Regions from separate parts of the Homo sapiens genome. Here all the other regions are linked to region 2. A link is a contact called in ENCODE Hi-C or POLR2A ChIA-PET data. All regions are on one chromosome and are shown on one strand. Each heading gives the region's core, a stretch centred on a gene start or an enhancer-like site at or near the end of the contact. The rest is flanking DNA. Distances are from core to core; before and after follow the strand shown. Region 1 has its middle 28 kb from the start of SCYGR1. Region 2 holds the start of SCYGR3 (small cysteine and glycine repeat containing 3). Region 3 overlaps AGFG1 (ArfGAP with FG repeats 1). Region 4 has its middle 10 kb from the start of MIR5703.

Region 1 (3,167 bases), core at 487-2,986, 200 kb after region 2:
TAGATGGCCTCTTTCTCCCCATGCCCTCAACATGGCAGAAAGAGAACAACAGAGCTCTCTGGGGTCTCTTTTATAAGGCACTAATACCATTAATAAGGGTTAGGCCGTCATGACTTAATCACCTCCCAAAGTCCCCACCTCCTAATACCATCACCTTGGGGGTTAGGATGTCAACGTATGAATTTGAGGAGGACGCAAACATTCACTCACCATAGACGTAGGCCCTTCACTGTCAGGGACCAAGTCTGATTTGCCTTGGCCCTCCCCGCACCTAAGGTGGTACTTGGCACACATTATTTGCTTCATAAATGTTTACTGAGTGAATAAATGATTGAACAAATGAGAAAAACAAATGGAGATTCAAGAGGCGAGGCATTTATGGAGAAAAGATTTGAAGAAAAAAGAACACAGAGATGGCAAAGCTTGTATTTTTAGTATCCCTTCATCTGTTCCTTGGCAACTCCTATGTGAAAAGTGGCAGAGACAGAGTCAGGAAGCCTCGCTCCAGGTTTAGAAAACATTGTCAGGGTGGCAGAAAATCTAGTCCATTCCTTCCTGCTGACCCAACTCAGTCAACAGTTCCTTGCTTGGGAACATGAGGTTCAGATGCTGACATTTTTAAACAGCTGTGGCTTAAATAACCCCAAGAATTTCAGTATCCAGAAATAAAGGGAAGAGAAAAACTGGGTATGAGACTGGGTAAGTCAGATACAGCCACAGAAACGCACGGGGGAAGACCACACCTGGAAGCAAGGTTTTGCCATGAGGAATGATGAACACCAGTGAGTTCAGACTAATTTCGACCTTCACCCTTGCCCTTCACCCCTGCCCTTCACCCTGGCCATGGAGTCTCACCAGAGCAGGAGTCATTAACAGGGGTCCTATGGTGGGGTCCAAACCACAGGCAAAAAAAAAAAAGAAAAATCTGTGTTTTTATTTTTTTTTATTTGAATTAGTTGCCAAGATTTAGAAATTAGGAAATTTCACATCAAATCTGGATTTCCGGCTTCTTGTGAAAAAGCAGAAGATTTGGGAACAGCTGGCCTATGTTTCCTCATAACCACAATGGGCTGGGGGCGGTGGGGCGGAGGACGGTGTTTTCTCTGCCTAACTGGCTTCACTCCTTAACCCACGCTCCTGGACCTGCAGACACCGGTATTGGCAACCCTTGTGTCTCTGGGCACTACCCTGAAGAGGCCTTCAAGGAAATGAAGCTGACTGTGACGGCTGACTTCTGCAATATATTTCTGAGAGGATAAAATTATACTAACGAGCCATTCTGTTGAGTAGAAATCGAAGCTTCCTGGAGCTTCTCAATGATAAGCTCAAACAGTGAATGTCACAATACTATAATTGTCTTGGGTGATGTAAAGATACAAGGGCCAGTTATACATAAGACCAATTGTTCCTCTCTTTGCTCTGATCTGTTTGGCCCATTCTATATCATGTATATATCTGGGTCACATGTCCAAATGAAGGTAGGTTTTATCCACATTTATAAATGATTATGAGTTTACCAAAACTCAAAATAAGAAAATGTTGCTGCGAGAAATGGTCTAAAAAATTGGCTGAATTATGAAATTTGTACTTATTTGAAATACCATTTCCTACTGACATTTCCCTTCCGGCTGCCTTGGCATTAATGTAAGAATTATTTATGACTCAGCATTTCCCCACAACAGCTGCCCACAGGGCAGAGCATGAACTGAAGAAAAGAAAAGAACCATGCTGACTTTACTGTTTGAGCTCCAGCCCTCCTGGCTGAGGGGAGGCAGCCTGCTCTCAGGGGGTAGGGCAGGGAACAGGAGTCACTGGTGCTGACTGGGGTTCAAATCCTGACTCTGGGATGTACCAGGTATATGACCTTGAAACAATTGTCTGTATCAGGGATTGGCGAATCATTTCTTTTTCTCTTTCTTTTTCTTTCTTTCTTTCTTTTCTTTTTTTTTTCTTTCTTTCTTTCTTTCTCTCTCTCTCTCTCTTTCTTCTTTCTTTTTTTTTTTTTTTTTTTTTTTTGAGACAGGGTCACACTCTGTAGCCCAGGCTGGAGTGCAGTGGCACGATCATGGCTCACTGCCGTCTCAGCCTCCTAGTTTCAAGTGATCCTCCTGCCTTAGTCTCCTAAGTAGCTGGGACTACAGGTGCATGCCAGCATGCCTAATTTTTTTTTTTGGTTGGCGGGGGCGGGTCGTGGGTATTTTTTTGTAGAGATGGGGTTTTGCCATGTTGCCCAGGATGATCTCAAACTCCTGAGCTCAAAAGATCCACCAACCTTGACCTCCCAAAGTGCTGGGATTACAGGTGAGCTACCATGCCTAGCCTTGGCAAACAATGTCTGTGGAGAGCCAGCTACTGAATATTTTTGGCCTTGCTCACCATACAGCTTCTGTTGTAACTACTCAACTCTGCAACTTGTGTAGTGCAAAAATAGCCAATGGGCTGCTAGGGCTGCCATAACAAAGAACCACAGATTAGGTGCCTTAAGCAACAGAAATTTATTTCCTCACAGTTCTGGACGCTGGAAGTCCGACAACAAGATATTGGTAAGGTTGGTTTCTCCTAAGGCCTCTCTCCTTGGCTTGCAGATGGCCATCTTCTCCCTGTGTCTTCACGTGGCCTGCCTTCTGTGTCTGTCTGTCCTAATCTCCCCCTCTTTATCAGGATTAGGGCCCACCTTAATGACCACATTTTAACTTATTCACCTCTCTAAAGACCCTATCTCTATCTCCAGATACAGTCACATTCTAAGGCACTGGAGTTAGGACTTCAGCATATTAGTTTGGGAGGGACACTATAGTTAATAATAATATTGTATTGTGGCCGGGCACAGTGGCTCACACCTATAATCCTAGCACTTTGGGAGGCTGAGACAGGAGGATTGCTTGAAGCCAGAAGTTCGAGACCAGCCTAGGCAACATTGTGAGATTCCCGTCTCTACAAAAGGTATAACATAAATTTAAAAAGAAATTAGCCAGGTGTGGTGGCACAAAACTGTAGTCCTGGCTACTCAGGACACTGAGGTGGGAGGATCGCTTGAGGCCAGGAGTTTGAAGCGGCAGTGTGAGCTGTGACTGTCACTGCACTCCAGCCTGGGCAACAGAGTGAGACCCTGTCTCTAAGAATAATAATAATTATAATAATAATGTACTGTATACTGGAAATTTGCT
Region 2 (3,038 bases), core at 390-2,889:
ACGTCTCTCTAGCTCCACTGTCCCCGCGACCCCAGTTCAAGCAACTCCCTGACAAGTTGAAAATGCTCTGTTTAGTCCATATACCACAGAGACAGCTTGAGGTCATTAATAAACAACTCTAATCAGCCACAGGGACGTGGCAGCACTTTCTCTTGCTCAAATTTCTGAAGAACAATTTTACCAAGTTGGGAAAACAGGCTTTGGGCAGCGAGCCTGTTACAAAATGAGTTGGAGGATGATCTCGTCTGCAGCAGAGATGCTGACTGCTGTCTGCTGAGCACTGACTGATCGCCAGAAGCCTCTACCTCAGCATGCATGGAGAAGACCCTGCTTGCACTCATATTTTTCTTGCCTTTTTTACAGGCTTCTTGTTGGTCACAAATTCTCACACTCCACCATGATCCACAGCCACAGGCTTCTCCTTGGAGCCATAAACTCCTTTCCTCCCCATGCTGGGCCTTCATTCAGCTCAGCAAGCTTCTCTGACCTCTGGACCATGTGTCCCTCGATGTTCCCACCCTGCGCTCTCCCAATAGCCCAAGAGCCTGCTCTCTAGGGAGCCCAGGCCAGGCTATTTAGCACAGACTTTTTTCTCTCAGCCATCAATTGACATCACCTAATCAAGGACAAAAATGAATTCCTGGCCGGGCGCAGTGCCTCGTGCCTGTAATCCCAGCACTTTGGGAGGCCAAGGCAGGAGGATTGCTTGAACTCAGGAGTTCGAGACCAGCCTGGCCAACATGGTGAAACTCTGTCTCTACTAAAAATACAAAAATCAGCCAGGCATGGTGGCACATGCCTGTAATCCCAGCTACTCGGGAGGCTGAGGCAGGAGAATCGCTTAAAACCGGGAGGTGGAGTTTACAGTGAACCAGACCAAGAATTACATCACCAAAATGCAGACTCCTAAGAGGATTGATTTCTGCTTTTGAAATAATCATTAAGACCTGGTGTGCAGAAGACAAATCACAATGATGTGCTTCAAATGAGGAGGGAGGGAGCAGCCCCAGTGCCTTCACTGGTCAATAAATGGGATGATGGCATCTGACTTTGGCAGTGACCTTTGAATCTGTGGCCATTTACACCTCCCAGCTTGCGTTGTTACTTACTATTGCAAGCCCTTTGAAGTCAGGGACTGTGCCTTCAATATCACTGTACCTATCGCTGAGAAGCTCTCAGATTGTTCAGTGCAGGGACTGCCTGGTGCTGTGTGGGGTTTGTAAGCCCTGCTAACAACTCATGGACCTATGCACATGGCGCGTATTCCCAGGGCATCTTAGGAAGAAGGAGAAGGCTGTCATTACTAAGGACAGCCTCACCACACGTCAGCTCCCAGAATGCTTCCCTAGAACTTTTAGGCCTTTTTAACTTATACTGGCATATAGTTTTATGAAAAAAATAAACAAAACCAAAAATGTAGTGAAGACAAAGATGTCTGAAAGGAAAGTCAATATGAGATGGAGGGATTCTTCCATGTACATCAAGTCAAATGACAACAAGGAAGTGGTCATGTGCCTTCCCTCTCCTGTCTCCAGAGTTGGTATATAAGGGCCTCCCCCAGGAGAAGGAGGCATCAGACCTCCTCACCTCTCCTGAGTCCTCCTTCTTCACTTCATCCGCATCCTCTCTACTGACACCATGGGCTGCTGTGGTTGTGGAAGTTGTGGTGGCTGTGGTGGTGGCTGTGGTGGCTGCGGTGGTGGCTGCGGTGGTGGCTGCGGTGGTGGCTGTGGTGGTGTCTGTGGCAGCTGCACCACCTGCAGGTGCTACCGGGTGGGCTGCTGCTCCAGCTGCTGCCCCTGCTGCCGCGGCTGCTGTGGAGGCTGTTGCAGCACACCTGTGATCTGCTGCTGCCGCCGCACCTGCCGCTCATGTGGCTGTGGCTGTAGGAAGGGCTGTTGCCAGCAGAAGTGCTGCTGCCAGAAGCAATGCTGCTGTTAGGTAGGGCCCTCAGCCTCTGGCAGCTGCTGCAGGTAACTGCTGTAGGTAAGCTTTCCCCTTCTGGCTGCCACTGACTAATAGGACACAAGCATGACCTGAACCTGTCACCTGCCCGTGAGTATTTCACATTTCTATAGTTTTTTTGTGATTCTGCCTGCATTTAATCATCATCACCAACAAAAATAACAACCATGCAGCCTTCTATGTTGATTACAACTCAAGTCATGACCTCAACAAAATGGAGTGAAGATAGTTAGACCTTGAAATGCCTCTAAGGTTGCCTTCATTTCTGTGCTGTTTTTACCGCTGCCTGGGTATATTTGTATACACAAAGCAACACTTATCTTAATAAATTATACTAAATCATTCTCAAAGAGCTATCTCTTTTGTTCTTTCCAGTCTCTAAACTGTCTGTCCATGGGGAAAAATGAGTTTTATCCCAAAAGATAAATCAAAGAATAAAAAACTAGATGAATTCTTTACACTAGACACATAGATTCGTGGATGATTAATTCACTGTGGGTTTGTAAAGAAGGAAGGGACTTGGGGGGCACATACTCAGCCTGATACTTCATTATCATAAACCAAAACTTTCCCCAAATCTCTCTCTTGATAGAGTCTTAGAAACAGAAGTCTGGACTCATAAATACCTGTTCAGACTCCAAATGGTCATATGATCATTCAGGAGCCTGACCACTTTTGGGCAATGATGAAATTTGGCTCTTAGCCATGTTAGGTATCATGGAAGTCTGTGGTATCAACCACTTCAAACTACAAAATTAGCTTTCAGTTGTAATGTGAGACTATCAGCATTAGAATCAAAATAATGATACACCCTACTGAGAGTGTCCCCATGCACAATAAAAAATGTCCCCAAACACCCATTTTGCTAATTTTTCATAGAGATTCCCTGATCCTTTTCTTTGCAGACTTCAGATTCTTGATTTATTGTGGCTAGTTTAGCAGCAAAGTGAGAAGGAAACAAGGCAGAGAGCGGGGAATCCCAGCTTGGGTGAGCAGTGGGGCGGGGGCTGAGGGAAGCCAAGCTCCTTGGGTGTGTCTCCCGGAGAAGCTGGTTCTTGCACCAGCCCCACGAG
Region 3 (2,893 bases), core at 253-2,752, 130 kb after region 2:
TTAAGAAGAAAAATGACCCAAGAAAGTCTTGAGATGCTAAGGGGTAAGCAAACTGTAAACTGGCAAATCTAAACAAATATCATCTTATTACAGTAACATCCAACTAACAGAAGGAAAAAAGGGACAAATAATATGTTTACCAACAATAACACTTAAATGAGCCAGGCGCGGTGGCTCACACCTGTAATCTTAATCCCAGCAGGCGGGTGGATCACTTGTGATCAGGAGTTCGAGAGCAGCCTGGCCAACATGGTTAAAACTCCATCTCTACTAAAAATAGAAAAATTAGCCAGGTGTGGTGGCAGTCCTCAATCCCAGCTACTCAGGAGTCTGAGGCAGCAGAATCACTTGAACCTGGGAGGCAGAGGTTGCAGTGAGCCGAGATCACGCCACTGCACTCCAGCCTGGGCCACAGAGTAAAACTCCGTCTCAAAAAAAAAGAAACACCACTTAAATGAAACTACTTTGTATTTTTAAAGACCTTGTATTAACAGAAGATTAAAATACTGATTAACTCTGGAATGTTAATATCAATAGTACAATTTCAATTGTGACCATAAAAGAAAATGGAGGGTGGGGGTAGGGGGGAGGGATAGCATTAGGAGATATACCTAATGTTAATGGGTGCAGCACACCAACATGGCATGTGTATATATATGTAACAAACCTGCACGTTGTGCACATGTACCCCAAAACTTAAAGTATAATAAAAAAAAGAAAACGGAATTCCACAAGTAAAAGGGAAAAATCAAAACAAAACCAAAAAAACTTGGCCAATTTTTTAATTAAACATGCATGTGCCATACAACCTAGCCCTAGATATTTACCCAAGTGAAATGAAAACTTACGTTCACCCAAAAACTTGAGCATAAACATTTACAGCATTTCCATTCATATATATCAAAAACTAGAAACTCCTCAAACAGAAAATGGAAAAACAAACAAGCAATGGAATACTACTTAGCAACAAGGAGGAACAAACTATTAAGATAAACAACAACTAACTTGGATTAATCTTAAAGATAATATGTTGAGTGAAAAAAGGCAATCTAGAAAAGTTATGAGTCCATTTACACAACATTCTTGGAAAGACAAAACCTGCAGTGTTGGAGAACAGATCAGTAATTGCCAGGAGTACAGTAAAAACAAGGGCTAAAAGTTTTTTGGGGTGATGGAAAACTTGCATGTTCTAATTTGAGTGGTGGCTATATGAATCTATACATATGTTAAGATTCACAGAACTGCATACCAAAAAATTATAACGTATGTCAAGAAATAAAAAAACTGTAGTCCTGATTTCGTGTTAGTATCTATAGTAACCACAATTTTTAGAGTAATTAAATTTATCATTAGCAGACTATCTTCACCTACCAAATTTGATCATTTAAGTGAATAAAATCCTGCAGTGAATCAAAACAAGTATTTTTAAGATGTGAACCTGAGGTCACTTCCCTTTTTTGCTAAAGCCCTTCTAGCTACAGGGTGAATTCAGGGTTTATAAAACACTTTTCTGTCATATTAGTCATAACTATTGGATGAAAGTGTTGGGTAAGTAAACCACATTACTTTCATGGGGCCAATACTGAAGTACCACCCATTCCAGATCCTCAAATACACATTTTAAGTCTTCAGTTTTGTGCAAAAAAAAAAAAAAAAAAGACTCAATAACTGCAGTTTTGATATCTTGAAAACATGTTTGCAAGTTAACTGGTTTCAAGAAGTTCAAAGTAGCCTACTGGTGCAGCCCAATACATTTTTGTAGTATAATTAAGACATCTGCAGATCCCCAGGAGATTTAGTTTTAATGACCACCACCCAGGTATGACTGTAACCAGATGGTGTGGCTCATTCCATATGTCCATCAGTGTGCTGCTCTTAACTAGGCCTCAAACAATCTTGCAAATAACCATTTGTTCAATTCAAATAACAATCTGTGCTGGATGAGTAAGTAGGAAAGCTTATTTAGTTAGTTTTATTAATTGTTTTTCTCCTGCTGTGGGAGAAGCTGGTAAAAATATTTTTAATAACCTGTGGAAGTTTATGTAGTTGCCAATAATACTGGCAGAAAGTAATAAAGTTGACATTTAGATCTAGCCCATCCTAGTTATTTACTAAAAATATTACATATGTTTCATAGCATAAAATTATACATTTAAAATCTAGAACAGATGGAAGGAAGGTGCCTTTAGTAGGTTATCAAATCTACAAACTATTGATGCCAAGACACCGTATATGTTGGCTAGTCCAAAATATTCGTCTATCCAGAGTCCAACATTAAAAAACTGAATATATTTAGCTTTCTATATATAATAATAAGCATGATATAAATCCCTATTGTTATTCTGAGTTTCTGGGAAAGCCACAAATACTACACCATAAGGTCCTTGTAACACTTAGAGCAAGCATCTAAAAAATAATATTCAAGTTATGACTTAAACCTAATTAAGGCATTCTAGTTAAAAGTAGTGGACAAGGCTGGGTGCGGTGGCTCACGCCTGTAATCTCAGCACTTTGGGAGGCCGAAGCGGGCAGATCACGAGGTCAGGAGATCGAGACCATCCTGGCTGACATGGTGAAACCCCGTCTTTACTAAAAATACAAAAAATTAGCGGGGCAAGGTGGCGGGCGCCTGTAGTCCCAGCTACGTGGGAGGCTGAGGCAGGAAAATGGCGTGAACCCGGGAGGCAGAGCTTGCAGTGAGCAGAGATCGCGCCCCTGCACTCCAACCTGGGCAACAGCGAGACTCTGTCTCAAAAAAAAAAAAAAAAAAAAAAGTAGTGGACAAAATCTAAATCTCTTCACATGCCCAAACCCACAACGAAATGACAGTAAAGGAATAAGAAGGTATTAACCCACAAGAGACAGAGGGTTACCATGATGTGTTTATCTCATA
Region 4 (2,952 bases), core at 69-2,568, 150 kb after region 2:
CTTCCCTTCTGGTTCAGGGGAAAGAAAGAGGCCCCTGTGGGGAGAGAAACCTGCTTTAGTTATCAGAAAAGAAACATTAGTGGGGCTTGCTGGGCCTACAGAAAAGGAAAATGGACGCTACCCATCAGCCCTCCATTTTGAAGGGGTCAGATGGGGGTATTTTAAAAGTGGGTCTCTAAAAAAACCTCCTCTCTTTCTTTTTGTATTTCTCAACAAATGCTGGCAGATAGGCAATGGCTCATTAGACAGCATGTGCTGAACTGAGTGCAAAGTAATTCCCTTGAGCCCAGTTGACTGATGTTGCCATCATACCCCATCCCCTGAGAAGAGAATCGATTGCATAGAGCTCCACCGTTGATCCCCCAATACCAGTGACTAATGTTTCCCGGTTGACTAAGCACCCAGTTAATACTCACAGCAGCCTTTGGACATAGATTTTATTGTTATATCCATTTTACAGATGAAGAAACTAAGGCTCCCGAGTTGAGGGCTTGCCAAGGTCACATAGCTGGGAAGTGATGGAGCTGGGATTGGAAGGCCAGTGGTTGGACTTTAGAGGCCATAATTTAACCGGTACAGTCAGCACTGTACTCTGTTGAATCCTTTTCTTGTGAATCCAAACCAAGGCCACATGGAAACAGGAAAACCTAGGAGGCACTTCCTGGTCTCGAGCTGGGCTCTAGGAATACAAACATCCCAGGACATAACTGGGCTCTGTTAGCCTGAGGTTTCTGCTTTATAAGGATGCTATGCCAGCCCCGGGGCTCCAGGATGTGCACTTGAAGGACCTGTTTTCACTCAAGAAGTTATTCAAATGAGGGAAATTACCTGAAAATTTACACATACCAAGTTCCCAGAGTGAAAACAGCCTGAATATTCATTTAGGTAACTTGCTACACAGAGGTGTCCCTGTTGAATGTGCGTAGAACTTATAGCAAAGGACTTACGGCGAAAATTCCAAGTCCGCTTATGAGTGGGGAAGTCCCTGGAGCAACTTTACAGGAACAAGGTCATGGCCATTTTTACCATAAGGATACCCTTATCAGTTTATCATTAGTCACCACCCCACCTCTGGGGCATTAATGATTCAGAAGGTTACAGTAAGAACAGAGTAAGAAAATGTACTCAGCACAGCATCTGGCATTAATGGAAGCACTGCTATCATTATTCTCATTGTTTTAAATATGGTATACCAATTCCTTTTCCATTCAGCGTGTGCTGTTTGTAAGTTACCAAGTCAACTGGAACTGCAGTTTAGCTGCAATTTGCCAGAAGCTGCCGTTAAGTGAACCACCTTGTGTGCGGCTACCCTTTGCTCAGAGCATTGCTGCACTTTGACTGGTTGAAATCCATTGTGCTCTAAGTGATCTGAACAGCAATCAGTGATATACATGAACAACTATTTTTCACTCAGTTCATGGAAGTTTTTATTTCTTCTAAGTAAATATCAGACAATGTTCAGTTTGGAAGATTCTGCAGATAAAATTCTCCAAACACATCTAACCACAGAAACAACATTCATTTATAGATGCTTTATTTGGGGAGAAAAAGGAGAGTGTGTGTGTTTAGGAAGTGATGTCAAATTTTCTTGACTCAGACCTGTATCGCCTATGTGTGCCCATACATGAAGGACAGTACAGCATGGTGGTATCAGCAAAGTTTCTGAATCAGACTGTCCAAGCCTGGATCTCCCCTGGGAGCTTGAGCAAGCAACTTAACTTTTCTGTGCTTCAGTTTCTTCACCTATAAAATAGAAATGATCATACCACCTACTTCATAAGGTTCCAATGAGGATTAAGTGATTTAATATACGAAAAGCACTTAAAACAATGTCTGGCAGATAGTAAGCATTCTACAAGTGTTAGCAATCATTGTATTTCCCTCTTTTCCCATCAACAACCTCCTCTACAACCTAGACAGAATAAGCAAGTGTATACATGTATACATTAGCTTCCCATAGTATAATGTATATTATATTTTATATATATATTTTCTTGTTTCATTTTGTTGTTTAATATCCTAAGTAGGGCCAGGCACAGTGGCTCATGCCTGTAATCCCAGCTCTTTGGGAGGCTGAGGTGGGTGGATCACCCAAGACTGGGGGTTCGAGACCAGCCTGACCAACATGGAGAAACCCATCTCTACTAAAAATACAAAATTAGCCAGGCATGGTGGCGCACACTTGTAATCCCAGCTACTCGGGAGGCTGAGGCAGGAGAATTGCTTGAACCCGGGAGGCAGAGTTTGCGGTGAGCCGAGACTGCACCATTGCACTCCAGCCTGGGCAACAGAGTGAAACTCTGTCTCAAAAAAAAAAAAAAAAAAAAAAAAATCCTAAGTAATACATGAATATAATCTCATTTTTAAAAGAAAGCAAAACAAAACAAAACAATGCTGGTATAGTGAGTTGAAGCATCTCCTAAAACTTCACATTCAACCAGAACCTCAGGATGTGACCTTATTTAGAAATAGGACCTTTGAAGATGTGATTCATTGGAGAACTCAAGATGAAATCATTCTGATTTAGAGTGGGCCCTAAATCCAATGACTAGTGTCTCTATGAGAAGAAGAGAGGACACATACAGACATACGGGGAGGAAGGCCATGTGATGATGGAGGCAGAGGTGGGAGTCATGCTGCCACGAGCCGAGGAACACCTAGGACCACCAGAAACTGGAAGAGGCAAGGAAGGATTCTTCCCTAGAGCCTTTGGACCTGCTGATTCCTTGATTCCTCACCTGTAGCATAAAGAATTGTGAGCATAAATCCCTGTTATTTTCAACCACCTAGCTTGTGACAGTTTGTTACAGAAGCCCTGGGAAGCTAACACAGCCAGTAAAGCCAAAAGTTCCCCAGCCCACAGCTCACACTCTCCCATTCACATCGCCTCGTCCAGCAGTCGCAGCACATCGTTACCTTTCCAGACCTTTTTTCTATGCTTTTACATATCCA

The links. A loop is a pair of places that touch in the nucleus more often than their neighbours do. ChIA-PET counts read pairs that join two places held with the same protein, here RNA polymerase II (POLR2A). Pooled maps may share reads with other maps.
Region 1: a loop to region 2 is called in a pooled map, with 2.1 times the contacts of the local background. The contact joins the enhancer-like site here to the promoter of SCYGR3 in region 2. A Hi-C loop is called at or near these places in 2 of 37 single-sample maps with no recorded cell type and 9 of 50 pooled maps. POLR2A ChIA-PET finds 5 or more read pairs at or near these places in 1 of 52 experiments (naive thymus-derived CD4-positive, alpha-beta T cell).
Region 3: a loop to region 2 is called in a map with no recorded cell type, with 2.4 times the contacts of the local background. The contact joins the enhancer-like site here to the promoter of SCYGR3 in region 2. A Hi-C loop is called at or near these places in 1 of 168 maps with a recorded cell type or tissue (posterior vena cava), 1 of 37 single-sample maps with no recorded cell type and 5 of 50 pooled maps. POLR2A ChIA-PET finds 5 or more read pairs at or near these places in 1 of 52 experiments (Caco-2).
Region 4: a loop to region 2 is called in a map with no recorded cell type, with 2.2 times the contacts of the local background. The contact joins the enhancer-like site here to the promoter of SCYGR3 in region 2. A Hi-C loop is called at or near these places in 1 of 37 single-sample maps with no recorded cell type and 5 of 50 pooled maps. POLR2A ChIA-PET finds 5 or more read pairs at or near these places in 1 of 52 experiments (Caco-2).

Annotation. Positions count from the first base shown.
Region 1 is chr2:227,414,265-227,417,431 of GRCh38, reverse strand. No RefSeq gene overlaps it. Among named protein-coding and RNA genes, the nearest start is that of SCYGR1, 28 kb to the right of the region's middle. Within about 2 kb of position 1,736, at least 19 of the 41 ENCODE cell types and tissues checked have a DNase peak (open chromatin) inside an H3K27ac peak, as active enhancers do.
Region 2 is chr2:227,613,441-227,616,478 of GRCh38, reverse strand. SCYGR3 (small cysteine and glycine repeat containing 3) reads left to right here and starts at 1,639. Exons shown (of 1, transcript NM_001395404.1): 1 at 1,639-1,941. The coding sequence starts at 1,639. The coding sequence ends at 1,941. It also overlaps the pseudogene SLC19A4P.
Region 3 is chr2:227,481,745-227,484,637 of GRCh38, reverse strand. All of the region lies in intron 1 of AGFG1 (ArfGAP with FG repeats 1), which reads right to left. Among named protein-coding and RNA genes, the nearest start is that of AGFG1, 11 kb to the right of the region's middle. Within about 2 kb of position 1,502, at least 4 of the 41 ENCODE cell types and tissues checked have a DNase peak (open chromatin) inside an H3K27ac peak, as active enhancers do.
Region 4 is chr2:227,460,622-227,463,573 of GRCh38, reverse strand. No RefSeq gene overlaps it. Among named protein-coding and RNA genes, the nearest start is that of MIR5703, 10 kb to the left of the region's middle. RefSeq lists an enhancer at 844-903. Within about 2 kb of position 1,318, at least 3 of the 41 ENCODE cell types and tissues checked have a DNase peak (open chromatin) inside an H3K27ac peak, as active enhancers do.